3 separate regions of the Mus musculus genome follow, and regions 1 and 2 are each linked to region 3. A link is a loop called in an ENCODE intact Hi-C map of the cell type or tissue named here. Cell type or tissue: heart. All regions are shown on one strand. Each heading gives the region's core, and the rest is flanking DNA. Links, peaks and the distances in the headings are about the cores only.

Region 1 (10,500 bases), core at 2,821-7,820, 110 kb after region 3:
AGGTGATCTTATGTAACTCGCTTGAATTTCATTCACTCTGCCCAGGCAGCCACATGAAATATGGGATCATATATGACAGCCAGAAAATGGTTAGCTAATGAGGTCTTGGGATTCTAACAGCAATCCTTCCCTGCTAAGCTGCCCATAAAGCCTTGTCTTTCTTAATTAAACCCTTTGTGTTAAGTTATTTTGCAGAATTATTTAGAATTACAAACTAACTTTGCCTCCTTCTATTTTTCTCTCTTAGCATTCTCATTTTACTGTTGTTCTTGAAACTGTTTATTCCACAGGTACAAAGACAAAAACAAGACACTAACAACAACAAACTTAGAAGATCCTCTGAGCCATGTCTTTAGGTATAATTTAGTCTAAAACCAGAGGGTTTGGAAAAGAACAAAATGAATTATTATATGTGCTGCTTGTGGAAAGAAGCAGAACACGTACAGACATAACTGAATAATTAAAGTAAATTCTGGCAGTGGTGATGCATGCCTGTAATCCTAGCACTCGGGAGGCAGAGGCAGGTGGGTCTCTGTAAATTCCAGGCCAGCCTGGTCTACAGAGCTAGTTTCAGGACAGCCAGGGCTACACAAGGAAGACTATATACCCTGACTAAAAAAAAAAAAAAATCTAGAAAAAAAAGATTTTTTAAAAAGAATTAAAGTAAAAAATTTAAAAATTAAAATAACTATGAAATTCAGTTACTGGAGATTAAAGGTGGTAATTGGCAATATATATCAATTTTAAGGGAAAACAAACCATTTTGGCGGCTATAGATGGTGTCAGGAACAATGGGAGAATGAACCCAGACATCTTAACCCTAAATCTCAGTAGGTAAAGGAGATTTTGAACTGAGACACTTGCCTGTTGTATTGTGTAGATTTCAATTTCCTTTTGATTTCTTATAAATTTGAAAAAGTGTGGGTTTTCATTTCATATTGGTTTTTTATTGTTTGTTTTTTTGTTTTGGGGGTTTGTTTTTGTTTTTGATTTGTTTTTGTTTTTGTTCCCCCCCCCCCCTTTTTTATTAGATATTGTCCTTATTTACATTTCAAACATTATCCCCTTTCCTGGTTTCCCCTCTCCCCTCCCCCTGCTCACCAACCCACCCACTCCTGCTTCCTGGTCCTGGCATTCCCCTATACTGGGGCATAGAGCCTTCAAAGGACCAAGAGCCTCTCTTCCCATCGATGACCAACTAGGCCATCCTCTGCTACATATGCACCTAGAGCCACGAGTCCCAGAGAGCTCTGTGGATACTGGTTAGTTCATATTGTTGTTCCTCCTATGGGGCTGCAAACCCCTTCAGATCCTTGGGTACTTTCTCTAACTCCTTCACTGGGGACTCCATGCTCTATCCAGTGGATGGTTGTGAGCATCCACTTCTGTATTTGTCAGGCACTGGCAGAGCCTCTCAGGAGACAGCTATATCAGGCTCATGTTTCTCTTTATAGCTCTGGCTGTCCTGGAACTCACTCTGTAGACAAGGCTGGCCTCGAACTCAGAAATCTACCTCCCTCTGCCTCCCAAGTGCTGGGATAAAGGCGTATCCCACCACTGCCCGGATTTCTTTTCATATTGAAAATGGTTGTTTTTCATACAATATATTCTGGTCACAGCTTCCCCTCACCCACAACATATGAGATACTCTCCATACTTCCTCTCAGAAGAATTCACATCCTTTCTTTTTCTGATTATAAAACAAACAGCCATCTAAAATAATAATAAAATAAGATAAAACAAAAACAAAGTGGAATAGGACAGACCAGACAGAAGGAAAAAAAGAAAAAAGAAAAAGTATGCAATACAAATGTAGACACAGAGACATAAATGTAGGTGCCGGGACACATACACAGGAATCCCGCCAAAACACTAAACTGGAAGTCATAATAAATGCATAAAGGAATTGTAAGGTAGGGGGGAGGGGAAGTACCCTGTCAAAACCTTCTGAAACAAACAAACAAACAAACAAAACTCAAAGGATACCATTGAGTTCATTTTGTGTTGGCCATCTACTGGTAGGCGTGCCCTTAAGAATGCTTTGCTCCCCCAGAGTCCTCTTCTCTCAGCACTGGGACCCTGTCTAGTACAGACCCAAGCAGGCCCGTGTGCATGTTGCTGCAGTCTTTGTGAGTTCAAATATGTATTGGTTCTAGATGTTTGGAGATCCTCATTTCCTACTGCCCTCTATCCCGAAGGCTCCTCTCCCATATGGTTCCTTGTACCCTGAGTGGAGGGATTTGATGGATGGAGTGTTTCAAGTGTTTCTCTCACTCTTTGTATATTGTTCCAGCAATGGGTCTCTGTGTTTGTCCTCATCTACTGCAGGAGGAAACATCTCTGATCATGACTGAGCAAAAAACTCATCTATGAGTATAGCAGAATGCCCTTAGGAGTCATCTTCTGGTTATGTTCCTTTAGCATAACAGTAGTATTTCTTTTTCCTCCAGGTCCTTGGCCTATCTGGTTTCCAGTTCTTGACTACCAGAACAGTGTCAGGGATGTGTTCTGTCTCAGGAAGTGGGCCTTAAATTCAGTCATATAGTTGTTGGTGACTCCCACAGCTTTGGGCTACTAGTATAGTAACACCTCTTGCACCAGGTCATTGTTGTAGATCAAAGAGTTTGTGGTTGGATTGGTGTTTACCTTTCTCCTGTGGTAGCAGGCAAAGTACCCTCTAGAACCATGAACACTAGTCAGGAGGAGTGAAGGCTCTATGTAGATAGGTACCACCTCAACGTCTCCATGTTCATTATAATTCTTACCTTCTTAAACATCACACAAATAGCTATTATTACTCATGGGCAGATATACGAATCATAGAAGTAATAGAAACCAGAAAAGAGTTAATGCCATAGAGATCCTGAAACTTTATTGGTTTCTGTCTGATTAAAGCTATAATGAAATAAATGTAAATATTTTTTAAAGAGCCATCTCTAGGGCTCTACTGGTAAAAGCACTTGCTGCCAACCCTGACAACCTGAGTTCAGTCCTTGGGATTCACACAGAACAAGGAGAACTGATGCACATAAGTTGTGCTTTGACTTCTACATTCATGCTGTGGTGTGCACACACATGCACAAACACACTACATAAATAAATTTAACAAGGCAAAACAAACCATAATAGCTGTGGGTCAGAAGAGGGCAGCAAAGTGTAGATCAGGCCAGAGAACTGGACTTAAAATTGCTGGTGAGGAATGTGCCTGTAGTGGGGTGCAGCACTTAGTAGGAGTTGCAAGATGCTCATCGGTTGTCTGTGTCTTAGTGACAATAGCCCAATATGTCGAAAACAAGGAGTATACAAGTGATAATGTGTTCTCATTATCTCATAACTAGAATCAACCTAAGGGAATATTATCTACTAGAAAATAAATAGCTAAAATTTCTCTTAGATATCCTGGCCAAGAAAAACACAAGGAAATCAAACTGGTGAGAGGCCAAGCCACAAAGACTGACTCCTAGAAAACAAAGGCCAAGGACAAGTCCAGGGTAGGAAAGGAGCAGTAGAGGCGAGAACTAGATAGAAGACTGAGTCTAAACTCACCGCAACTTTGGGGAAAAAGGTATGAGATTCATTTTGATACATCCATAGCCTTCATCCTAGTTAACAGTGGCTGTGTTTACATGACTGTGAGACCTCATGTGGCTAAAGAAAGCTCTTGTCGGTAAGAAACTTTTGATGTCTCTATATCGCTCAAGGTCATAAGTTTAGAAAGTTGAGAATGATCTCAGAGTTCTGCGATCTCTCGTCCTCATCCTTCTCCCCACTGGTCCATGTCTTCCCTTAACAAGCATGAACTGCCTGTGTGTAGGTTTAGGACAGTACGATAGGCTGCCAACAACAGTTTTATTCAATATGATGTACGTTTTCACTCCACAGAGTTGCAAGGTGTTCACGCTCTGCCATAGATCACGACTCTGCTATCAAATTGTGCATCTGATGACTATAACCAAAGTAGTCTTTACAGACAAATGAATACAAATCTTTCTCTCTTGAAGTGGTAGAAATTTGTTCTGAGCTGGAGTCTCATTCTTACACTAAGCAGATGCAGAGAGGTTCCCTCCATCTCCTGACCTGTCAAAAGCCCAACAGTGAATAGAACTAAGCATTTCTGCCACCTCCACATGTTTATGTTAAAGTCACACTTGTAAAGCCACGGTCAAAAATAACACTTCAAGTATTTCCCTCCTCCCCCTTTTATTGTGATGCCCTCAATACACAGAAAATTTTTACCAAGTGAAAATCTTTTCTTTTTCACTTGTAAAAAATGTTTTTATCCTTAATCCACAAACTAATTATACATTGCCTGGGGCCTACGAACAAATTGGATATTTACTTTATTAATTATCTGAGTCACAATCTATGTTTTCTAATTATTAGTAATGTGTTTATATTTTCCTGACTTAAATTTAATTGCTTCATAATCTACCATTAAAAAAGCATGTCAACAACTTATTGGTACAAAAAGAAAATTTTTCATTACTGAAGATAGGCTGTATGTAATTCACAGTTCATTTGACTTGATATAATAAAATCCATATGCCATATCATAGTTGAAAGGCCTGGGAAATATTGTGTTAACTAATTAACTACCTAACACAGACTTTTAAAATCAATTGTTTGGCTTCAGATCTGTATTTCAAAAGCCCATGTTAAAATAGAAGAGTACATCATATCCCAATGTAAATTCTGTCTTATGGTATTTGTGGCTTTTATTTTAAAAGTTCTGAGACTATTTTTAAAAATAGTACTATACATCAAAAATTGCTTCTGATATTTTCATTTTAACCAAATTGTTAGAAATAAACTGTACTTAAAGTTTTCAAATCAAAACATTTTTTTAATTTCCAAAAGGTATTTTCAAGTTTAATAACAATTCACTTTTAAATTCCTAAAATATAATTACTAAATTAAGGATATGTGTGTATATATGTATATGTGTATATGCATGTATGTGCATGTCCCCTATGTGCATGTATATCGCATATTCTATATGTTATTTGCAGTTTCTACTTCTAGTAGTTAAATATTGAAAAAAATCTATGGTGAAAATATCTTAAACTCAATTCCTATATGCTTTTCTAAAAGTTGTATCTTAAAATTCAAAACATGTTTTCAAAATGCATCTAAATGCATCAATACATTAGTCCTGAGGAGAGTAAAATATCCTTCCCATAAACAATGTTCATAACCTTTGTCATTGTTTTTGTTAGCATGAAATAGAAGAGAAGATCTACCGACATTTAAAACAGGGAAGCCATAAACTATAATCAGTATCACTTTGGGAGCTTTGATTTGGACAGGCTTCTTTTTTTTTTTTTAAAGCAATCCTTTAGAATATGCATCTGGACTTCCAGCAACCCACTCAGAGAAGACACAAACAAACCAGGATCACTCTGTGTGCTCCCTTCTGTGGCCCAAGTTCAAAAGCAGCAGGAGTCTCCATCTGCTTGCAAGCTGCCCAGGACTATTGGATTCCCAAAGTTGTTTCCTTTGGTAAAAGCACAGCGAACTTCTGAAGAGCACTTTCTATGCTGATCAGTAGGAAAAATAAGAGTACTGCAATAAGTGTACTAATTCTTAACTTGGTGGTATAAGACTAAATTTTGAAATGAAAATACAAACATGAATATGATATTTATCGATTTTAAATGGCAGAAAAGGCAAATAAAAGTTAATTCATAAATGTTTGAAAATAATTAAAATCTTTAAAAAATGAAAGCAGAACGTTCATGTGACAAAACAAATTAGAAACATTTAGTAAACTCAATCGGTGAGAGCTTTGTAGGCAAATACTGAGCAAACACACACACACACACACACACACAAACACACACACACACACACACACACACACACTTCCTGTTCACAGTGGAAATATCACCCTTGTATTGAGTACCCAGTTTATCCCATTGTTTTTGAAGACCAGGATGTGATTCACTGTAAAAATAGCTTTCTCCAGTATAAAGTGTCTGAACAAAAATAGTTTGTTGTTGTAGTATTCAGGAAAGTCTAAAAAGTGCTGTGTGTGTGTGTGTGTGTGTGTGTGTGTGTGTGTGTGTGTACTTAGAAGCCCCATAACATCTCTAAACTACCACTGTACAACCATACACTTAGCAGTGAAGAAAAGCCATGGATAGATGTTAAGAACACTAAAAAAAATATTGGTTCTTGGATATAATGGTCTTCCAAATTGACAAATCTTTTTCTGTGATAACTAAACACATTTTCTCATGCATATTTCATTTTAATGTTAGTGTTTTCAGTAAACCTAAAAGTTCATATTGTTTCTATTATCATTACATTTGTGTATTTTAGGTGAACCTAATCCTAGACAAAAAAAAATATTTCAAATAAAATAAAGTACAGTGAGATAAAAAAAAAAGAAACTAGCATGTTGGAATCGGGCAAAGCAAGCAAACAAAAGAGAAAGAACTCAGGAGAAGGCACAAGAATCAGAGATCCACTCATCCACACACACATATACACAAAGGACAATCTTTCTACCACCTCTTCATGGGTTCCCTGAGCCCTGGGGGAGGGGTTAGTGGATAAGTCCCATTTAGGGCTGAATGTTCTGAGGTCTAGAGGAGATTTTTTTTTTAAGTAAAAAGAAAGGCAGACAAAATACTTGGAAGCACCTGCGTTTAGGTGGTTGTTTTATTTACTTGCTTTGCTTTTTTATTTAAATTTTCTTTTACTTTTTTTTCTCTGAATTTAACAGTAAAGGGAATGGAAAGTCCATCTGGTGTTAGGAAAACTATGCATGTCCTGGGGATCTAAAAACAAAACAAAACAAACAAACAAACAAAATAAAACCTTCCCATCTCATACCAACAGAGCCAGTAAGAACATCCCAATTTGTAGAATTTGGGCTTGAATAGTCTGGTAGTTTCCCATACTGGCGTTAGAGGTGGGCTGTGCTTTAGTTTACTTCAGAACTGACTCAGAGGGTAAGAGACCCTTGCAGGAATCTGAAAGCACATAGAGTCACTCTATGAGTTTCAATTGATTCTAGAACACGAAGAAGACTTCAACAAGTCAAGCTCGTAGATTAAACTTAAGTCCTCAAAGCCGACCAGTTCAGACCTTTCCAGTCCTGCTCAGTTCCTCCCCTCTGCAGGGGATTTTTCTCTCATTACTTCCCATCCAATGTATCAATGTTTAAAAACAGGAAGCAGCTATTAATCGTGGGACAAACAGTGCTATTTATTAGAACCGAGAGTTTCCCTTGCCATCCTATCTTTTCAAATGGTTATGAATATTCATTAAGCTAGAATATCATGGCCAGCTGCAAATCTTTGCAAGGTGTCTTAGCTCTCTCCAAACCCAAAGGAAACAAAAGCAGTCCTCAGTTTATGGCATCATAAAGAATGAAGAGGGAAGCTAGCAAAGGCATTCCCAGGAAAGAAAAAACGAGTGCTCAGCCTCACAAGTCTTAAAGGAATACGCACAACTAAAAAAAAAAAAAAAAACCTCTGGTTGCCTGAACTTTTTTTACAAAACAAACAAAAAACCGTAAAGTGTTTCAAGAGAGAAATATCTAAATACTATACTAATCTCTAGTTTTCTCTCTTTTTACTTGTAGATAGGAATCTAGATACAAGCTAGAAGCTGGAAAGAAACAAGTGTTTGAAAGAGTGCCCTAAGGTATGACTTGTGTTCCTGCTTATGTTTAGTCGGTAAATTGTGTGTCAGGAAAATCCTTCACTTTTCCTGAGACATTAAAAGAAATGCTAACTAGCTGAGAGTTTCCCAGGAGGAAAGCTGCTGTATCCTGGAAACCTAACTCCCCTTCAGTCACTTTCTCCATCTCCTGCACTGTTGGCTTGCTCTCAGACACTCTGCGATCTATCTTGTTGTTTCTACTCTTGTTACATATGCAACAGACAAACAGACCAAAAACACAAAGACATCTATTTTCCCAAATTCTGTCATCTTAACAAGGACTGAGAAATCATGATATAAAATAAATGTCATAAATCTTTAAACGTTCTACCTCATACATTTAAGGGAATATGCACACTTAGAAATTCCTGACTTTCAATTTGTCTAATGTTGTCTTAGGATAGTAAAGGGTAGAAATATCAAATGGTTGCACTAAGCCTTCTTGTTTATTTCATTTGCCTTCTTGCTAACTATAAAACTGCAGATAAAGGCTAAGGGATGGAGGGAACAGAGTTTATATGAGTGACATTTGTTCTTGATCATGGAGATTTTAGAAAAATCATAGATTTTTTTCCCCTGAGAAATTAAAGAAAAATATTACCTACTTTAAAAGTGTGTCTTAATAAATCATTAATTTATCTTAAAAATTTTGATTTTTTTTCAACATAAGATCCTTATAGGTGTAAACCATATGCTTGTCAAACTGAAGCAAAAAGCACACACACACACAAAACCATGGAGTCCATCTTGAGTTGGCCAGCTACTCCTGTGAAAGCCATGACATCTGGCTGATATACCCTGAGACATTCCACTGGAGAAACTGACCATCTGCTGTTTTCCTTTTTTAAAAAAAAAAAAACATATTTTTATTCATTATTTGGGCATTTCCCATAATGCACCTGGATCACCCTTAGTTCGAAGTCTTCACAGATCCACTCCCCAGCCTTGTGACAAAAACATTTTTTTAAAAATTACTATTTTCTAGTCAACGGAACATGGTCAGACAGCCCCTAAAAGAAAAGTGAATATTTCCCCACCCCACCCCCACCCCTGCCACTGTCGGTAGCCATCTATTGTGGTGAGCTACACTTCAGCATCCTTATCCCAGTTTTTAGAAGTTGATGTCGAGGGCTTTCTGCCTAGGTTACTACTTTGGGGAATGGAATGGGAAAGCTTGTCACCGAAACCTTCTATGTCTCTCTGTCAACTGTTAGCCTGCACTTGTCAATAACTGCAGAAGAGCTTCCTTTCCTTTCAGCAGCAGCTCAGACCATGGACTTCCACGTGATATCTGACAACTGCACAGACCAGAACATCCACATGACCTCCAGCACATCCACACGGTCTTTGGTGGTAACATAGGTTACGGCCATCAACACGACCTCCAGCTGCAGTAGGACCACAGATTCAGACATGGCCTCCGGAAAGAACATGGACCACCGAAATTCTGCACAGACTTGATGGTAACATGGCCATATGGTCTACAGATACTTCATCAGGACCATGGACCCAAACATGACCTCAGGGCAGCATAGGCCATCGATATCAACACAGCCTCATTCATGCACCTCCATGCAACATGGCCTCTGAAGGTAGCTCAGGCCTTGGACATTGACACGGTTCAGACTCTCTCTGTTCCTCCATCCTTCCCACCTCTCCATGGAAAATTCATTTACATTGAAAATTGCAAATCACCCAGCTTTTTTCCCCCCCTACACAGCAGTACATGCAAATACTAATTACCATGAGTCATTGGCCTAGGTCAAGCCTCTGGTCTCTGAAGCACCATAATTACCAGACCATTGTTGAGACCTTTTCCATTACAGCCATGCTTCAGGTGTTCATCTTCAGTAGCAAAGCTGTGCTCCTGAATCTGCTTCTGAAGCACTAGTTCCTTCTCATGGTCCACCAGCTTGTAGATGGAGTAGGTGTTGTGACTGACCACCCGGAAGCAAGTTGGTCAGACAGGCTCTTCAAGGTGGCTGCCCTAGAGCAACAGGCCCAGCTGTCATTTTTTCAGTTCTGGATTTAGTCTAGCCTTACTGTTGTTTGTTTGTTTGGTTTTCATTTTTCTTTGTTCCTTTGTTTTTTAGTTTAACAGAGAGAGAGGAGGAGGGACAGTGGGAAGAAGGGAGGAAAGGAGAAAGAAGAGAGAGATAGAAAGGGAGAGAGGAAGTGAGAGAAGGAGAGAGAACCTCGGTAGGGAAGTGGAAAGTTGGGAAGAGTTGGAAGAAGAGTAAAACATGATCAAAATATATTTTATGAAAAAAATTAAATATTAACATCCATAGAGAAATACTTTCCCTTAAGTGCTCACAGCGAAAATAAGAATACTATACTTTCTTTAGTTTATTAATCATATGCCAAGGTGAGAAAATGGAAAGATACTGTGTCAATTTATTTATTTTTTTATTTTATGCATATGGGTATTTTACCTGCATGTATGTTTGTGCCCCAGTTGAATTCCTGATGCCTGCAGATCTAGAAGAGGATTAGAGCCTCTAAAATCGGGTTAAGGATGGCTGTGAGCTATCCTGTGGGAACTGGGGATAGAATTTAGGTCCTCTGGAAGAGCAGCCAGCGCTCTAATCTACTGGGTCATCTCTCCTACCCTGGCAGTACATTTTAAAAACTGAAAAAAAAATGGAGAACTTTAATTTTGCTTCTATAAAGTGATGATAGGATCTTGCCAGTAACGCTGAACTCAGAGACGTTGAATGGATTTCCATGTGGTATTCTGTCTGGCTCTTATTTGTATTTTGTTAACTACAGACAAAACTCCAAGCGATGTCTGTCATGGTTTTATCCTGCCAGTATGTATTTATACAA
Region 2 (10,500 bases), core at 3,692-8,691, 64 kb after region 3:
GCACCTACAATAGTTTAAAAAAAAAAAAAAAAAACCTGCTGCAGCAGCAGGCGTTTTAATACTGCACAGAATTAGTAACAAAGTAACAATTAGTGTCCTTCCCGATGCCCAATTCTCCATGTCAACCTTCTGGAAACATAGAACGTAGCCTGTTCACAGGAGAGGGACATTTTGTCAGGGTTACTTGATGAGAATGAACTTTCCTTACAGCACTCTTCCAGAGCAGGAAGCAAATATTAGCTCCAAGAGGCTAAAGAGAAAGTTTACCCTGAGCCTAGTAACCCCAAAGAGAGAAATGACTACGAGCTAAGAGAGTTTGGGTTTTTTGTTGTTGTTGTTGTTTTTTTTTTTTAATAACTGTAAGAGCCATGGTAGGAGCCTCATTAAGAATGAGCATGGCTTCATATTTTGGGCAAAACTTCAATTATATTGAAATTAGTTTTATGCCTACTTTAGCAGCTCCTGTGTTCGTTACACAGCAGAATCATCTAAAGTAAATCTTTAAAATAAAGATTTCCTGTCCCTCCAAACCATTACTACATAGGGCAGCTCTGAACTACCTATTATCCAGGTGCAGGAGACCCAACACACTCTTAAATCTTCTATGGGCACCTGATTTCAACTGATCATACTTGTAGACACAGACACAACACATATAATTAAAAGTTAAAATAAAGTTGAACTAGAAGTTACAATTGAAGTCTCTGTGGGGAATATATATAGTAGGCAGAGGGTGAAATCACCAAAAGGCATTAGTGTGTCAAACGTTCTTCAGCATTATTTTGATATTTGCAAACAGGATGCATTAGAAGAGACGAATATTAACAAGCACTTGAACAGTGAAGGAGATTTTAAAATAAAGGAGAAAAAGAATGCTCCTTTTTGACCCAGATAGATCTCTCTCTTGTGAGACTATTGCCGGGGCCTAGCAAACACAGAAGTGGATGCTCACAGTCAGCTAATGAATGGATCACAGGGCTCCCAATGGAGGAGCTAGAGAAAGTACCCAAGGAGCTAAAGGGATCTGCTACCCCATAGGTGGAACAACATTATGAACTAACCAGTACCCCTGGAGCTCTTGACTCTAGCTGCATATGTATCAAAAGATGGCCTAGTTGGCCATCACTGGAAAGAGAGGCCCATTGGACTTGCAGACTTTATATGCCCCAGTACAGAGGAACACCAGGGCCAAAAAGTGGGAGTGTGGGGGGGGAGTGGGAGGGGAGGGTATGGGGGGCTTTTGGGATAGCACTGGAAATGTAAATGAGGAAAATACCTAATTAAAAAAAAAAGAAAGAAGCTTAAAAAAAAAAGGAAAAAAAAAACACTCCTTTTCATCATTGGTGGAAAGGCGAAGGGAAACGAATATTAGACTCAAGGGAAAGCCAACTGTTGGTGTAGCAAGTTGAATTGAGAATGTTCTATTTAGAAAAGAAAAGAAATACAACTCATTGAGTTATTCAAGATTGAATCCTCCAGAGAACAGCAGGCAAGATAAGTGGAGGAGAGGAAGAGGCAATGGGCTGTGCCGGGCAGCAACAAAATGAATAGCTGCAAATCAGATAGGAGAGTTAGTGGGATGTGGCTCTCAAGTGAGGGAAGGGATGGGCTGAGTTAGTCATGCCTACCTGGTGGTAACTGATAGAGATTAGAAAACTGTAATTGCTACTGACATTTAGTGGTTGCTGTGTGTATGTGCCAAGTAAAATTATTCACTGGATAACAGAAGAATTTGAGGCATGTTTAAGCTGCCTGATTGGCCCATTCTCGTGCACCTTATTAGGGTATAGGTGCCACCCCTCATTGAATAGATGCAAACAGAATGTAAAGTGCTTGAAAACGTCATAATGGTTAAATAAATAAATGAATGGATGAAAAGATACTCAGATACGTTTCTCTTTACGACAGATGGAGACCATTACCAAAAACTACATCCAATTAAAATGCAGAGTTGTAGTGCTAGTCCCCAAAGACAACATGGACAAAATAACTCCCTCACCTAAGTTCAGAGGTCACTGGGGAAGAGAGGACAGAAAAAAAAAAATCAGAGCTGAAGGATCAGGGATTTCACTGTAAAGTTGAGTCTCTTAGGGATGACAGAAGCTACAACCATAAAGTCTCATCATCATGACCACCCAAGCATGAGCTGAACAAGAACAGAAATAGACATACTGAGATGGACAGGGAAAGCCCAGGAGGCTTCAACCCTTCACAAAGAACTACAAGCCATAAGGAACGCTGGGAGAAGGAGAAATTGTCCTCCCCAGAGAAGAAAACAGGAACAGGAACAGGTTGCCAAACGGTCAACCCTGAAAACATACTAAAAATAACATTATACAGACTAACCAGGCTGTATTTATGTACTTAGGAGTGTGTGTGTGTGTGTGTGTGTGTGTGTGTGTGTGTGTGTGTGTAACAATTAGTGACTAAAGGGGCCATTAATTTGAAAGAGAGAAAGGAAGGTTTTATGGGTGAGTTCTGAGGGAGAAAAGAGAAATGATATAGTTATACTGTATGTAAAAAAAAAATAAAAGAAATAACTTAAAAAGTATGTTATACTGAAACAACATTTTCTAAATAATGGTCTTGTTCTTTAAGTATCTAAAATTAGAAAACTCTTGGCTCTTTAAATATCAAATTCAAAATTCAGAATTGAACCTGTATGAGAAGAATCAAATTATTACTTAAAATGGAATGAGGCAGACACATGCTGAGTTCCTTTTTGGGAAAAAAAGAATATCATTTAGAATGATCTGTGCATCGGAAGCTAGTAGATCTCTGAACCCTGAGAACAAACACCCTTCTCTGAGATTTCAGGGCTATGTTCTGGGTGCAACTCTGCTGCAGAGTATTCACATTCATTTAAACCACCTCTTTGGAAGGACATTCTTGACCCTTTTAGAATCTCTGTTAGGACTGCCTAAACATTAGTGTGACTTAGAGCTGAGAAATTTCATCGAAGTCACTTTAAAGTGAATGAATGTCACCACCAAGTTATAGGTAAGACCATGACATCATTTTTAGCAGATAAGTAGAATCTGATCCTGTTAACACGTGACAAATCCTAAATTCCACAAAATAACTGCCCATACGTTAACTTTAAGGCTAGAAAGGACCATGGCAACATCTACCAGACTTAAAGAAAAGAGGCATGACAACTAAATGCAGTCTGTAATCCTTAGTCAGGTCATGGCTTATGTATAGTTGAAATAAATAAAGTTATTGGAATTATTATCAAAATATGTCAGAAGTCTCTGGAAGTGGTAGTATACAAATCTCAATATCTTGATTTTCTTTTCTTTTTCAAAGAAAACATCAAATACACTTCACAAGTGTGAGAAAACAGTTGAAAGGCACAATGGTATTGCATTCTAATTACATGAGAAAGTTTCCTTTCTTTTAGAAAATACATAGTAAAATATTTAACATAATGATGCATCATATTTATAACATCTGCATGGTTTAGAAAGATCTCATATGTACTGTTTGATTATATAGGCCATCATATAATATTTATTGAGGAGGAGAAAGTTACTTGAAATGTTAATGAGGGGAAATGGTGTGGAGAAGTAATGGAGTGCTTTGGGCTCTTGTACTTTTTCTGTATATTTTAGAATAAGACGTTTAAAACTTAAGAATGAAGTGCAAATGTCTGAAAACTGAGATTCACAGCAACAAACTAAAAAAAAAGTTCAATTCGATGTGTCTAGACGTACCCATGTGCTGGCTCCTTATTGATTTTTCAATGACCCTCAAAACAAGAACAGACATTTTGATTCCCTTTTGCTAAGCAGCATTATGTATTTGTGGTTTGGCTTTGGTTCACAACCTCATTTCGGGGTCTGGTTTCCAGGCTATATATATATAACAAGCTCACTATGATTCATAATTTCTTGTTCATGTTGCCCAATTTATGAGGGTGAGTTTTGAAATCTTGTAAATCAGAATGCACACAGCAGTGCCAAATTTATTTTGCTGTATCCTCACTGAGGGCTAGGACTGTGGATTTTCTTTAGGGGGAGTAAAATATAAACACAAGGCAGAGGAGGTACACATCTTGGGAAGACACTGTGAGAATAATTTGTGAAACAAAACTACCAATGTTGGTAAACTGTACATTTAGAATAACAAATAGGTCTACCAAAATAGTGACCATTGTCAGACTAACATGATCCTCTTATGTGAAATTAGCCATAGAGTATGGTTTCCATATGAATTCCCCAAATGTCTCAATCCTACTACTGTAATTTTAAGAAGACACACACAAGGGTATTGGAGCTTTCAAACAGAACACATCCTCTCTGTTTTCATTCAAGTCTTGAACTTTCTTTTCAGACCACTAATCTGATAAACACCCCAGGAAAGTATCCTAAATAGTGAGGCCACTCACTGTTGGAGAAGACACACATTTACCTTTGTCATCTGCTTTTCTCGTCATTTTTCTTTCCTCTTTTCAAACCCTTGTCTAGTTTTTAATACCCAAGCCAGTTCTCAGTGAAATTCAAAGTTGTTAAAATGATGATTGTAAATGTTTTTTATATTGCATTGAATGTAAAATTCTGCTTACTTTAATTTCATCTGAACTAAACCTTTTTTAAACCCCTCACAGATAGTTTTGTTTGCCTTTGGCCTGACATTTCCAAAATAATGTGAGTTCAAGATAGGCCCATGTGTCAATCATAGTAATTAAATATAAGTACGGAACATTCAATCAGTTATAGAAAAAGATTTCTATAAAATGATACATCCAGGCTAAACCATAAGGATATTTATACAAATTCTACCTAAGTTCCCCCATGTTGTCATATAAAGTATAAAAATAACATGGATTCTCATGTAGAGTGAGGTGGGACTCATACTGTCATAGGGAAAGTCAATCAGAAAGATATATGGAGAGCAGCAAAATGCATTTATACAGGATATGAAATTCTCTGGAAGAGTTTTTATACTAAAGCAAAAGAAATTAGCGATTTTGGCTCCTAGTTTTGAGGAGACAAGAGCTAATGACTTTTAAAATGTATTTTTAATGGAAAATATGATTTAAAAAAAAAGAAAAAAACAATGAGGATAAGGTCAAATAGGAAGGCCAAGGTCAAAGCAAGAATTGGGAATTAGATAAAGAAAGGATAGGAGCCAAAAGCCTGGTGCCTTAATTCTTAATTCTATACATGTTAATGAGGATCTGTCTATAGGATACTGTCAGTCAATTTATGCATTTCATCCTTTCAAAAGTCTCACATATTCATGCTATTCTGAACAAAATTTCTCTCTCTCCCTCTCCCTCTGTCTCTCTCCCTCCCCCCTCCCTCTCTCCCTCCCTCCCTTCCTCTCCCCAGTGCTATCAAGAAAACAAATATACCAGTTGCATTTCCCTAATCTAATGAACATACAAAGTTTAAAAAAAAAACCCAACATTTTCTAATAAACCTTCTTAGGGAAAAATGGTTGTTACTGTAAATGACACTACAAAGGTCCCTTAAACCACAATCCATTACTTTTAACTGTGTTCTTATGAACACGGGTCAACGTAACATTGTGACTAGTCTGGAATTCCTCAAGAGGGCCAGCGAATCCTGACAATAGTAGGAAATACCCCAGCTGGAGATTTCCCTGTGGGGTTCTCATTTCTACAGTTTCCTCTTTGATATAATTTGTTTGAAATAGTTTGAGAACATTCTTTGCACCATTCTCTGCATTTTGCACAGCTAACAGAATTCCCTTTTTTCTTTTCCAAGTTTTCAAGAGACAAAAGAAAATCATTACTAATGTGCTTCAATTGTCTAACAAACGTTGCTTTGAGTGAGAAAGTTTAACTTACTCATAGGATACATCCGATTCTGTGTATCAGTTTAATGTTAAATGGTGTCGTAATGAGGTCTTTCATTTTGGAGTCTCTCTTACCAGAAGTTCCCTCTTGAGTTCTGTTTTATTCTTTTTTCTACCAACAATATGAACATGGCACTATTCACACCCATGTTAAATGTGCAGGGGCTGCACGCTCATGAAAAGTCACAGGGGAAGTAAAGCTGAATCTGAAAACATTGGTTGATTTAGTCTAAGGTCTTTTAAAGAACTCAGAGGAAGGACTCTAAGAGCGGAGGATTCTAAGAGCGCAGGCTGTAGATCCGCTCTGACGCTTGTTTATGAGAAGGTGAAATAATGTGGTTCTGTGAGCCAGGGACTGTGTCACCCTTGTCCGCACTTGTCTCATTTACAGAGTGAGAAAATTGGATGACACGACTTTCAAGCTCCCTGTGCTCTGTGACAGGATGATCTGCCTTCCTTCTGCCTCACCGGTCTCACGCCCATCTGCACTAGGAGAGTTCCTAAGTCCAGGGCATGGTGGGCCCAACTAAACAGAAGCTGAGAAGACTGGTAGAATGTAGTGGGACAGACACGAGGATGACTTAGTGTCCCTCTCTTTGGACTGGTCCCTGCTTCGCTTGGAATTCGTTCCTTTAGTTTTTCCCATGTCATCTCTTCACCACTATACTTCATCAGATGTCTTCTCTTTTCTTCTCTGACCATTGCCACAGGTAGAGGTGGGATCCTTTCAGATCCCTGCAGGTTCCCATCCCTAAGAAATATCTTTAGGAAACTCAGAATATTTATTTGAATAATTTAGTTGGCTTGGTAATTATAAACACTATATTCTGACATTAAAACTTGAGCAGTGTCCCTGAAGAAACTGAACATTTAACTGTAATGGATTGATTAAATTAAAATTTTAAATATGTATTTATTACTTGTTTTATGGGTACATACATTTTGCCAGTGGACCACTGCAAGCATTGCCAGCAGAGGCCAAAAGAGGGCACAGGATACCCCTGAACTGGAGTTACAGACAGTTGTTAGCTGTCATGTTAGGTGCTAGGAATCGAACCCTGATGGTCTGGAAGAGCAGCAAGTATTAACTACTAACCATCTCTAGCCCCAAGAAATACTTTTTAAAAAAGATTTATTTATTTTATGCATAGCAGTACAATGTAGCTGTCATTAGACAAACCAGAAGAAGGCATCCTATCCCATTACAGATAGTTGTGAGCCTCCATGTGGTTGCTAGGAATTGAACTCAGGACCTCAGGAAGAGCAGCCAGTGCTCTTAACCTCTGAGCCATCTCTCCAGCCCCAAGAAATACTTTTAAGATCAAGCAGTAATTGATATGTTGTGTTTACTGCTCTGAGTGTGACCCTAAATCCAAAGATGTAAATTCTGGGACATTTGAACTTATTATTACCATTAAAGTATGCAAAAAGATTAATCTATTTTAATTCAGAATGAAGGACATGTGGTGGAAAATACCTACCAGTTAACACCTTATTTTATTAAAGTCATACATTTATCCTTATAAAATTAATATAGTCGTGAGGTACTGTGAGGAGCCTCTAAATCATGAATTTTCTTGATTTGATGGTCCTGACAGTTATGAAAGGCCTAGTCAGAGGTCGTATAGAGTATTTCTTGAGTTTATTTTGACTAGGGTTATATTTCTTGAGGGAATGACTCCAGAGGTAAAGTGCTACTTTCAGGTTATAGAGTTTTATATTTTGTTTGCTATGCTAGCACACCACTCCAGCTCATTATTTAAAATTTAGATTACATGTGAGCACTGGAAAAAAGTTTTGCTAATAATTATGTTTAATATCTACATCCTAGGAAGCAAAAGGCAGGTTGCATATAGAAGACTTCAGTAGTTGTGTCTTCCAGCTCTAAACTTTGTCTTAACTCTGAAGGTTGGCAGTCAGAAGGATTTGAAACACTGCTGATGATATAAATGAGGAAATGAAGTCATTACATATGAGGAACTTAATTCTTCCAAAGGAGGAAATGTGGATCTCACTCTTTTTACTGGTATCGAAGAACAAAATCTCTGGCCTGAAACAGTCACTATAACCAGGGATATCTGGCCTCTTCAAATAAAAAATAAAAAGTAAATAAAACAAAGTGTCAGTGAAGATCTCAGATGTCATAAAATTATTAGTGAAAGACAAAATAATACTGCCTAAGGGGACCTGAAATATGTTCAGTTGTTTCTGAATATTCATGCAGTAACCCACATTTTCCAACAGTTCAGCCCCAGTTTTACAATGCAACTTACTCAGTTTATTTTTACTAACTTTTAGTATCAGGTTTATTTATTACCTCTGTCTTTCTTTCACTGGCTTTGAAATCAAGAACAAATATGTCCCCAAAATTTCTCTTTCATTATTAATCTGTCCACTCATTCAAACATCCATGTATTTATTTTTGTATTAAGTGGATGCTGTTTGGAAGATTGCAATATTTGAGATGTGCATATTCTAACTTGTATCTCATTAACACGTGGTTAGTGTTCTCATCTCTGTGGAAGGGTACCTGACATAAACAACTTAAGGACTTATTTTGCCTGTGAGTTTAGCTGTACACACCACAGTAGACTTGAGACAGAAGAGACCAGCAGCAGGAGGGGTCTAGAAAGTTACCGCCCCCAGGACATGAGTCCATGTGACTATCTTCCTCCAACCAGACCCACCTTTCTGCAATATCAGCACCTCTAACAGCATATTCAGATCTCAGATTCCCAAATGGTCAGAATTCTCATGATATAATTGTTTCTAGATATGCTCTCCCAGACACACCCAGATGTGTCTTTGACTAAGCTCCTAGACATTTCGCAATAAAACCAAGTAGACATTGAAGATAAACCATTACAAAGAGCTTGGTTCAATAGCTGGAGTGGTCATGAACACTCTGCTTAGAGTCAATTATTCCGTACAAATAAGTCACATAAATAACTAAAAAATTATATTTCAAGTATTTGTTCTGACTGCTTCTCATAACAAATCAATTCTTGGGAAACTCTTTACTTTTACCTTCAATGACTGGAACTATCTTCTAACCAAATAGAAAAGATTGACTCCAGTCTACACACCCTTTGGACAATCTGAAATGAGCATGTCGAGGAAAAAGATCTTTGATCTTAGAAACCAATGGAGTTATCTAAGTAATATTCAATTATGCCTTGTATTTTAACATATCTTCTTTTATTATTAATTTTATCTACCATCTTAATAATAGTTTGAAGGGATGGTCAGGTTTCTGGTAAAGCATTTTTTTCCATGCATGTATCTATGGGACAGATTAGTATTTGGAACAGATTAGCATTCTAATCTAGCCTGAGTGAAAAGCACTCATGTATTTGTATGTGGGTATTATTCAGTTGATTGACTACTTGAACAGAACCAAAGAAAGGTCTATTTTTGTATATTTGTTTAATCTTTTGTTTTATTTATTTATTTTTATGAAAATAGATTTTTTTATGCAAAATATTCTGACCATGGGTTCCCTTTCCTCAACATTTCTAAGATCCTCTCCACTCCCCTGCCCACTCAAATCCACTCCGCTTCTTCCTTCCTCTCATTAGAAAACAGGCATCTGAAAATAATAATAAGAAAATAAGATAAGATGAAATAAAAACATCCTCCCTTGGGAGGAAGCTTCTCTGATAATGACTGAGCAAGACACTGCTCTCTAACTATGTATTTGATCTCTCTGTTTGAAACGGCACACTCAGGTTCTCTAGCCTTTTTCCTAATTGAGACTACATGATCAGTTCCTCTCCCCTGCAGGTCTCAAGTTTGATCTAGAATTATGAGCTACACTACTGACATTCCCACTTCACCTGTTTTGCATCAGCAGTTCCCAGCCATCCTATTATGCAAAAGATTATATCAAATTCTACAATCAAGTCTTTCTTTCTCTATATACATATTTATCTAGGAAACTCTAAGACCATTTCTGAGAATTACAGCTTATTTATAACCAGCATTCTCTCGGCAATGGTTCTGAAGTCAGATTTTTTTTTTTCTCTGCAAATGAGCCAGAGTCATATAAATGCACAGAAATGTTAAGAGCAACTTAAAGCATATTTGAAAACAGATGCGCCAGACTTGGGGGGTGACTCAGTGTGCAAAAGTGCACGCAGGGCAGGCCTGACCACGTAAATTTGATTCATGAAATTCAAGGTGAAAGGATATAACCTGGTTCTTAAAGGTTATCCCGATTAACACGTGCCTGCCATTGAGCATCTGTGTTCACATTCATATGTATCATACTGCATACACACACACACACACACACACACACACACACACACACACACTTCATAATCATAAATTCAAATAAAAACGGAGATGCTATGATTTACATACTCATCTTTATTAAATTGTTGAGATAAAATGTAAATATAGCTCAAAGTTATATAGTTTGAAATTTAAGAGGAATATCACATTTTATACTTAATTTAAAATTATATTTTAAATGTCTTAAATTATATTTTATATGGATCTTTAGTTTATCAATAACTATTTCAGTCAATCATATTATAATGGCTTAAATAGTTTTTTTTTTAATTTTCTTCTTTGGAAGACAAGGATGTATATTGGGAGGAAATCACAATTTTTTTTTATAATTATATTTGTACTCCCAAACAATTCTCAGATAGGATTTACTTTTAATAT
Region 3 (10,500 bases), core at 2,564-7,563:
TCAGAAGTCTCAGGGGGCTGAGGTGGGAATTTAGATACTGTGTTATGTTCAAATGTTCTTTGTCTTATGAAGGTTATGGGCATGGGAAGCGGTGGTAATGCACAGAATATTTTTTTTCTGGCATCCTCTGCTGGGAAGGTAAGAGTGGGGAAAGGAGAGGGAAGGCAAATTTCCCCAGGCCTACATTTATCCTTTCTCTGCCTCATACGTATCAGAAATGGATCTTTCTGGAAAAAGCAGTAATTCCCTAATTAGTCTGTCTCTTTATTCCTTTGCCAAACAAGTCTGTCTCTGTTTAACACTTTCTAGTAGTTTTCCATTAGCTACAGAACATGTAGTCTTCTTGGCAAGACACATAAGGACTTTGCAATAGTTGTCAACTTCATCTTTAGCCTCTACTTAAATCTCAGTTTCAAGAAGTTTCTTTTCCATTTCTTTTGAGCTTCTTACAATTTACTTTATACGTTTTGCTCCTTCAATTATTTGTGTGAAAGTAAGTTATTTCCTCTTTCTAGAGGTTCTTTCTGGTCTTTCCACCTTTCAAAATATACTCACTTACTTGTCTAGATGTAAATAAGAAATAACCCCTTTGGGTAGGTTTTCTGAACTTCATGTTTCCTCTTCTGTGCAGATTCCCAAATCCATTCTAATTACCATTATAATATTTCTAATAATAGAGTTGTCTACTTATTTGTTCTAGTATCTATTTTCTTTGTCAAAAATGTCCTCTTTCTCAGTAAACATAGACTATACCAGGCTTGGCAGTGTACGCCTTTAAATCCAGCACTTAGGATGCAGAGGCAGGCAGATCTCTGTTAGTTGGAGGCCAGCCTGGTCATAGAGAATTCCAAGACTGCCAGGGCTACAAAGAGAAACTCCATTTCAAAACAAACAAAACAAAACAAAAACATAGATTACTTTTAACACCACAAGTCTGGATGTAACAAAAATTAAAAATTGTTATAATGTATTTTCCTCAATATTCATTACCTCACTGTTTATAATTGACAATGGGAAGTTATGTGTATGTGGAGTGTGTGTGTGTGTGTGTGTGTGTGTGTGTGTGTGTGTGTGTATTCATGTGGAGGACAGAGGTGATGTCAGGCATTCTCCTCACTCACTGTCCACCTTATGCATCTTATGCATTGAAGGTGTGGTCCTTCACTTGAACCCAGAATTTGCTCAGTTCAGCAAAGCAGCTTACTCTAGGGATCCCTTATGTCTTCCTCTCAGCAAGTCATCTCTACATGGATGCTTGTGGATCTAAGCTCTGATTCTTGTATGACAAGTGTTTAGCCACTGAGTCGTCTCCCCAACTCCGTGAATAAGTGTTTAGTAAAAGACAAAGCATTATCTTGATGCTTTTCATGTTGCTTTGGAAAATTGCATACTATCTTCTAGATATCTGTACCAAAGTTAATATCTATACCTAATTATACTGAGGTTTTACCAGCAGAATCTAGGATTCTGTAGACCCTAAATAAAGAACATTTTATTATAAGATGAAAACAGCTACATTTGCCAACAACAGTATATTATTTGTATGTGCATTCTGTAATTATATTCAATTGTATTAGATTTCCTGAAAGTTCTAAATAATATAGATAGCTTAAATAGATTATAATCTCAAAAAATAAAAAAAAAAACCCTCAAAAGAAAAGAAAACATGCATGAAAGCAATTATAAAACACTCAAGACATTAATCTGCTTTATAGAGTTTAAGCATTCCTGAAATTTTAGCAACACCTGTGAACTGAATCAGGGTAAGTACCGAACACTTCAAACATGTGATTTTACTGTTTGATTTATTCAGCATTAATTAGGAAGTGATTATCCCCATGCAGCAGTTTATAAAATCTTACTGGGGAAATTAACTTGTTCAGTCACATGAGACTCATAGAACTCGGATTTAACAGTGTTTTTATATGGATACCCTTGTCCACTGCATGACAGACCTAGGAATGCCACCAAGTGGCTAACGAGTTCTGAGTAACTGCAAGACACAGGATTTTGAAAGACAGATCATCTTCTTTGAGAGATTTCAACAGTGTGTCTTAAAATAGCAATACAGCCAAAGTGCCAGAAAAGCACCAGGGACTTCCTGAGGATTAAGGACCGGCTGAAATGAAAGGTCAGGGCTTTGAACTGCTTCTTCTAATCAAAGGCAAATCCCCAGGAAATGCCTTGTGTTTTCATCATTTAATGAAAGTTCCTTACTTGCCTCCTTAAGCTCTTATTAATCATTAATCTAGTGGCCTCAGGAGTAAGTGGTATTTTCTGTTGTCTGTGTTCATGTACTTGCCCAGCTGACAAACACAGATTCATCTCAGGGGTGGGGGGCAGTGGGGGGGGGGTGAGGTGTGATCCTGAATAAGTGTATGAGAAAACGAGTGTGTTCATTTATTCCTACGTTGTAGAGTACATCAGTATGCTAGGTTATTTAGAATAGGACGATTTTCAATTTTGTCTCTCTGTGCTATCACTGACATCCAGTGATAGGGTCACTTTGTAACGAGAGTGCTTCTTGTAACCGATCTTCCCCTGTAACTATAAAACAGAGCTGATGAAGGGTAACGGCGATGATTTATATTTGGGGGGGAGGAAAGAAAGCCCTCACAAGTACTGAGCCATTTGCTCTTATCTGACCACTGAAGCTGCCGTGTATGAAGCCCAGGGATGATGGGACGATTTGCTTTCCAACTCAGGAAATGGTATTTTTCTTCTAGTCTCTCTCTGCAGCTGAATTTCCTTTTAGCCTCTTCAGTGCAAGGCCATCTCCAAGTTGTTTCCTTTGCAACCCGCCTCTTGTAAGAACTGCAAGCACAGCAATGGCACATGGGCGCGTGGCTTCAGAACTGTAATGGTGCCTAGCTGCCCTCTGAACGGGTTGTTTTAAAATATAGCTGTAATCCCTTCCATTGAATCCTGCGAGGGGAGGGGATCAGTCATGAGGAAAAGCTCAGGAAATGTCGGGGGAAGCTGCATCCCGGGAGTGTGCTAGTCCATCACACTCCGGAAGGGACAGTCTAGCTCCTAGTCACGTTGGTCTGTTCTGGCCTTCTCCGTGTGGCAAGCTTCCTCCGATTCATGCCTCGGTAAGTAGTCAGAGCTCAGATAGGAGTGGTTCTCCTAGGCTTCAGCCTCCTCTTCTAGGAAAATGTTTCCATCATTCACCACTTCCTACAATTGTTATACCTCAAGCTGAAAAAGCTATGCCTGACTGGGAAAAGGCGGGATTTTGGATCTCTCCTCTTCCTGTCTATCACCTGAATGAAAGCCAGAGGGAGGGCACCGGGATACAGCACCCCGCGCCACCGTCACTGAAAAATGGAATTTTACAAAAAGTTTTAGAAACTTCCAGTTCATTCCCGAGTGAATGTTTTCCTTTGCACAGATACAGAGCTAACTAGGAAATGTTGTCTTTCTACTGTTGAATTTCATGAGGTTTTTTTTTTTTCCCTCAAAAACGTCTTTTTAAATCTCTATAGCACTTTCATTCGTTATGGCTAAGTTACTTTATTAAAAAAGAGACTCAGAGGATTCTCATTCTTCACGCTTCTAAGGAGTTAGCCTCCTTGCCTAGCTATGCGGCCACCCAGCTTACAGCCCACAGTGTGCAGAAGATAGAATTGCCACGACCTTCATAGCACTTGCTGGACTCACTGTTCTTTCTACAGTATTCGTTGATAAACCAGAGCTTTTGTGTTTTTTAAACTACCTAGTTTAAAAACTCCATCGGGCTAAAAAGTCTCTAAGTCAAAGATATCTGGACCGGATGCCAGTGTAACTGGATAATGTTCATGCTTCCTTAAGCTACAAAATAGAACATAATATAACATACATTTTGTTGATCGTCATGGCAAATGAGGATTATAAAGGCTAAATCCTTTTTAAATTTTTTCATGAGCAATATTCACATGAATTGGTAACCTTTAAAGTTATGAACGTATTTTCAAAGCATTTATGATAGGCAACACTGAAAATTATATCTAAAATAGAGATACATTGCTTCACAAATTTTCAACAGCTTTTATAACTCTTTGACTACATCAGGGAGAAAAATCTCCCCCTTGGTATAATCATTGACCCAAAGTTGAATAAATGGGGTAAAATGTTTAGTAATGTAAAACTATCAGATACAAGTCAGGTTGTCATCTTTTAGCTGAATACCAAAAACAAAACTTACACACACTTTACAAAAGTATTTACACAGTTTGCTTTTTAATCAACCCTTTCTCCTTTCTTAACGTTTCTGAAAAGGGTTATATATAAGAAAGTAAAATGTCATTAGGCATTTTCCATATTTCTTTTCTTTCTTTGTAAAACCGATGCTTTCCTCAGAGCCGCTTTGCTCACGCAGTTCTGGGGGGAAGGGAGCAGGCAGCAGCTGCCTTGAGGCTCTGTTCTTCCATGATCACTCACTGGAGGTCTCTTCAGCCACCACAGACACAGTGCAGAGCAATGTCCTCAGCTGCTGCCCTTGCTCCCCCACAGCTCCGCACAGCTGGCCAGCAGGGCGCAGTGTCTTTCCTGGCTTGTGCTTTATTTTTCAGGATATTTCCTGGCTTCATTGTGACCACTTTTTCATTGTCAGCCAACTCATGAGCCCTCAGGAACAGACATCCTCACAAACAAAATGACATTATGAAAAACAGACCCCAGATATTGGCACATCAGCAAAACAGATGGGATTTTGATGGGGGGAAAAACTACTTTGGAAAGATTGGCATGACTCTACTATATACAAAACGTAGCTCATTCTCTGCCAATCCCAAATCACTACAACTTAAGGTCACTTTAACAAGACGACACTGAAAGTGAACCGATCGATTGCTGTTGAATCCACAGAAGATTCAACTGCACAGTTTAAAGGAGTGGCTTGGCAGGTCTGCTTATCTGGTTGAGAGTCCGTGCCTTTGAAACTTAGTATCTCAGTAAATTTATGTGAATAAAAGCATGCAAAACCTAATTTACGTAAATATTGAATATTTATTTTTTTCTAAAATCTTTAGTCTCTCTAATTCATTTAAAATAATAACTGCTTTCAGAATTCTGAAATTAATTATATTTCAAAATTGTGATCTCATGTTTTTGAAGAACTTGTAATGGCCTTGGGGCTATATTAAAACAAACAGCAAACAAACAAACAATCTCCCACTTTAGGCTTCAAAATAATTATGCAAAGAAGATAATTTTATCATTACATTTAAGAAATGAGAGGATTGAAGGTTAGGCACTTCTGCCTTATAGAATTATCTTCTGATCTGGATACTGGGCAACCTAAATCCAGGGTTGAAGGTCTTTCTTACTCCTCTCCACTAGCTTATAAGATATTCTCGGTGTGAGCATCTCAACTTGAACTACACATGATGTAATCTGGAGATATGATCAACACCATAGCTTCACTATTGACTTTCACTCGGGTTCTATACCACAGAGATTTGGCTTGGACATCAGTTTTTTATAAACAAGTTCTGGGAATTATTTTGAATTGAATTCAAGATTTAAAATTGCTGTTCTAGTCAGCAAGGTTACAAGATTTTAAAAAAGCGTGGCCTTTTTCTCTCTTAGGGGATAGTATTTTTTTCTTGTGACCAGCGTAACAAATTACTACAAACTGGGTGGCTTAAAATGACAAATTAATTTTCTCACAGCTATGGAGGCCAAAAGTCTGGGATCAGGGTTACTGTAGGCCATACCCTCTCAGGAGGATATAACGGAAAATCCACTTCTTACTTGTGTAGTGTCAGGTGGCTGCCAGCAAGCCTTGGCTTGTCTCCATGTGTGCGACAGCACTGAGGACCTACCTGGATTACCAGAATAACTTCCCATCTCAACCCAGCCTCTTTTTGTCAGAAGTTACATTTATAGGATCCTGGGATCAGGGCCTGATGTTCTAGGGTGGCGGTTGTTCAGAATGCTATGAGGAGGTGAGCAAATGAAATCAAAATTCAAATACAGATGGAAATGCTTTGAAGAAGAGAGATTGTCACCATCATACTTACGATAGGTTCAGAGCTGTCACAGAAGCAACCGTCGGTGCTTTTCAAGTATCTGTGCTATATATGTGTGAGCTACACATGCTTCCATGTGTGCAATCTGCAAGTGGATATGATACACGTGTGTGAACACTGATGGAGGTCAACGATCAATGCCATCTATCTTCGTTTTCTCTCTGTCTCGTGTTTTGAGACAGCATCGTTTGTCATGCTGAATTTCATCTATTGGGCTATAATGGCTGACCAGACTCTGTCACACAGGCAGGACTTGAATTAGTTATCCTCCTGCCTCAGCCTCCATGGCAGCCTTTTAAGTACAGTGTACTACTCTCTGTTCCTAAAAGATAATCATTCTCAGATTATTTGTTTATTTTAAAGCATTGCATATTAAATTGTGTTCTGACTCAGGATTGCTGAGTCTAGTGGACTAGTAATAGGTAAAGAGCATTTGGAGTTTCTCAGAAAGCTAATGATCTGGAAAATGGGGTGAGGGTGTGAGTGTGAGCCCAGTTATGACATCTTTCTTCCTAGAGAAAAATGTATTTGAATTCTTAGTAATTCTCTTTATCTCCTAAAAGTGTATAATCCTTAAGACATAATATGGGTATATGATACTATCTACAGTAAGCTCACTACATAAAACCTAATACAGGGTTCTGATACATAGAATATAATATGGGGCTGTTTAATAACAGTACTTTCTCCAGAGTAAACCACGTAGAGTGACATTGCTCTGATTTGTTCATTATCCAAACTTTAAAAAAATATTAATTTCTACTAAAAATTAAAGGATAAAATGCCACTTTAACAGGAGATCTCTAGGGCTTTCTAGACACAGTGCTAAAGCTATTGCCAGTATTTGGAACTGACACTACATACCCTTGCTAATGGTTTTGCAGTCTGTCTACTTACAAAAATTTACCTAAAATTCAAATGTGAAGATGCCAGACTTCAGAGAGAAATATCACAACTCTAGCACTTCCAGCTGAGTGCCTGGGAAGCAACTTGTCCCTATCACCAATGGGGGCTGATACTACCTTGTGCAATTGTGGTGAGGATTAAATTAGAGTGAATAGTGCCTTGCATAAATTTAGTGTGTGTGTGTGTGTGTGTGTGTGTGTGTGTGTGTGTGTGTGTGTGTGTGTACCACATATGTGTGTGCCTCTGATGGCAGAACAGGAAGGAAATATTAGATTTCCTGGGACTGGAGTTGCAGGCAGTCGTGAACTACCTAGTGTGAGTGCTAGAAATTGAACTCAGGCCTCTGGATTTAGTACTTCTTAACATTATTTTTTCACCCACAGGAAAAGTCAAAAGTGTATGGTTATACCAAAAAAAATCCAGATGTTTACTTTTTGTTGGAATTCTTAGCATCTTACGGATGCAGAGTCTACTAAGTGGGTACCAATGAGGTTGAAGTAATCTCTGTAATTGGGCATGAAAATAGATGGTCAGAAGAAATGGAGTTCTCTGTTTAGACAGGTGTAGCTCTTGAATAATTTGTACTCAGTTTGACTTTGTTTTCTATAGAAATCTCAAGTACATTATATGTTTACATTATGATTAAATTTTATCAACTTAGGTCTCATATGTAACTTTTCGTGGTCACTTTTGAACACCAGATTCAAGATTAAGCAAGAATCCAAATTTCGTCACAGTCCCAGGCATAAGACTGTGATGTGGTTTCAACTTCCATGGCGTCCAAAGGCAGATGTTCTTCTATTCTTCAGTAAAATGGGTTTAATCAGCAAAATCAAATTACTTAGGAAGCATCAAATTTATAATCATACAAATGAATTTCACCCTGTACACAAAGCATTTTATTTCCTGAGAATTAGTGGAAACATTCTCAGAAAAAAATTCAGATGGATTGGCTTCATAAAACATGTCATTTTAGAGACTTTTAAAAATCATATATGATTATAAATTATATTTATATAAGATTATAGATGTCATTTTGATATATTTCATTTTAACATATGGTTCATTAATTTCATACTAGTTTTTAAGTGTTTTAAAAATAAAGAAGAAAATTTAGTGTCCTACTAAGCCTCTTAAGGCATTGTTAAACTTACAGATTTCCCATTTCCTAAGACCAGCCAAGGAGAGATTTATATGCATACAGACATCAAACTCTATCTGGAAAGAAAAATTCAGAAGGTTCAAATTTTATATGAGGCTATAATATTTAAAGCTTACATGCAGTACTGTATTTTATGCAGACCTGTATACTATTAAATATGCTATGAACACCTGTGCATGTATGTGTGGAGAACAGAGAGCAACATCAAGAGTCTTTATCTAGGCTGTCTACAATGTCCTACCCCCAAAGCTCTTTCACTATAACCTAATGCTTAGTGATTGCCTAGAACTTCCTAGGAACCTTTTGTTCCACCTTCCAACACTGGAATTACAGACTCCATGCTACCCCACATTAGCTTTTTATGTGTACTGGGGATTCAAGCACATGCCCTTATGTGTGTATAGCAAGTGCTTTACCTACTGCGCCATCTCCCCAGCCCACACAGTAACACATTTTTTTTTATTTTTTTATTTTTTTAACTTTTTTATTACATATTTTCTTCATTTACATTTCAAATGCTATCCCAAAAGTTCCCTATACACCCGCCCCCCCCCCCCCCGCCCTGCTCCCTTACCCACCCACTCCCACTTCTTGGCCCTGGCGTTCCCCTGTACTGGGGAATATAAAGTTTGCAAGACAAGGGGCTTCTCTTCCCAATGATGGCCAACTAGGCCATCTTCTGCTACATATGCAGCTAGAGACATGAGCTCTGGGGGTACTGATTAGTTCATTTTGTTGTTCCACCTATAGGGTTGCAGACCCCTTCAGCTTCTTGGGTACTTTCTCTAGCTCTTTCATTGGGGGCTCATAGATGACTGTGAGCATCTACTTCTGTATTTGCCAGGCACTGGCATAATTTCTAATTGCATTAAACCCTTAGCTAGACTCACTAGAGGGCAAAGGGACAAAATCCTAATTAACAAAATCAGAAATGAAAAGGGAGACATAACTACAGATCCTGAAGAAATCCAAAACACCATCAGATCCTTCTACAAAAGGCTATACTCAACAAAACTGGAAAACCTGGACGAAATGGACAAATTTCTGGACAGATACCAGGTACCAAAGTTGAATCAGGATCAAGTTGACCATCTAAACAGTCCCATATCCCCTAAAGAAATAGAAGCAGTTATTAATAGTCTCCCAGCCAAAAAAAAGCCCAGGACCAGACGGGTTTAGTGCAGAGTTCTATCAGACCTTCAAAGAAGATCTAATTCCAGTTCTGCACAAACTATTTCACAAGATAGAAGTAGAAGGTACTCTACCCAACTCATTTTATGAAGCCACTATTACTCTGATACCTAAACCACAGAAAGATCCAACAAAGATAGAGAACTTCAGACCAATTTCTCTTATGAATATCGATGCAAAAATCCTTAATAAAATTCTCGCTAACCGAATCCAAGAACAGTAACACATTTTAACAGGTGTTAGACACAGAGCAAAGGTCAAGGATCCAACTAGTATGTAGAAAGATTTGACTTCAGTAAGAACTCATGTTTAGTACTTTGGAAACCGAAGAACCAGACAATGAATGTGTGCTGTGATTCAGTAACCCCCACCCTTAATGTCAAGCTCAGGAGAAATCCTTAGCCTCATGTGACTGTTTTCTCAGTCATTTCTATGCACCTCACAACTTCTACAGCATAGTAGTCTGTTCTTTACAAACTGAGTTCTGTTCAGGACTCACGTTATTCATTTCTTGTCTTTTCTTTTCTGCCATCAAGACCTTTTGGATGTTAAAAGACATCAATAATCATACAGGTGAGAAACTAAGTTTGGAAAGACATTTCTTTTTCCAATTTTCCCTCAAAACCTCAAATTAAATTTCTGACCAGTTGTGTGCACACAGCCATTGTGGGTTCATGTTAGATATTGCTTTTGTAACTACTGTTAGGCTACAACTCAGGCAGCCGGAGCATGGATGCAAATGAGCTCGTGTATCACCATCCTTATCTGAGGAGCTATTGACAGTTGGTGGCTGCTGAGGACGAAAGAGTCACTTTCTTCATAGATATGGGCCCATGAGCCTGCAGATGCTCTGAATACCCATGCATATGCTAAATGAATTTAGAGGATATTTAATTTAAGAGAGAGAGAGAGAGAGAGAGAGAGAGAGAGAGAGAGAGAGATGAATTTTGGAAAAGAATGGGAAATAGAGGAGGAAGAGGGCACATCCTGAGTGAGGTAACCCAATCACAAAAGAACTCACACAATATGTACTCACTGATAAGTGGATATTAGCCCAGAAACTTAGAATACCTAAGATATAAGATACAATTTGCGAAACACAGGAAACTCAAGAAGAACGAAGACCAAAGTCTTTGCCCCTTTAGAATTGGGAACAAAACACCCATGGAAGGAGTTACAGAGACACAGTTTGGAGCTAAGACGAAAGGATGGACCATATAGAGACTG

What was found. Hi-C counts contacts between places; a loop is a spot of excess contacts. Peaks named below come from ENCODE experiments on the same cell type or tissue, not always from the same donor. Only the 100,000 strongest peaks of a DNase experiment are listed, where the experiment ranks them.
Region 1: it touches region 3 in a loop (5-fold over the local background); 3 of 42 quality-filtered maps call a loop at or near these places.
Region 2: a loop joins it to region 3, with 4 times the contacts of the local background. A loop is called at or near these places in 4 of 42 quality-filtered maps.

What each region holds. Positions count from the first base shown.
Region 1 is chr2:84,289,380-84,299,879 of GRCm38, forward strand. No RefSeq gene overlaps it. Among named protein-coding and RNA genes, the nearest start is that of Calcrl, 130 kb to the right of the region's middle. In heart, for the core only: a CTCF peak has its summit at 3,139 (motif pointing right); DNase peaks (open chromatin) are centred at 5,422 and 5,842.
Region 2 is chr2:84,244,496-84,254,995 of GRCm38, forward strand. No RefSeq gene overlaps it. Among named protein-coding and RNA genes, the nearest start is that of Calcrl, 180 kb to the right of the region's middle. In heart, for the core only: a CTCF peak has its summit at 5,574; no DNase peak of the experiment used is centred there; H3K27ac peaks cover 598 bases.
Region 3 is chr2:84,181,849-84,192,348 of GRCm38, forward strand. No RefSeq gene overlaps it. Among named protein-coding and RNA genes, the nearest start is that of Calcrl, 240 kb to the right of the region's middle. In heart, for the core only: a CTCF peak has its summit at 4,503 (motif pointing right); DNase peaks (open chromatin) are centred at 3,043 and 4,493; H3K27ac peaks cover 671 bases.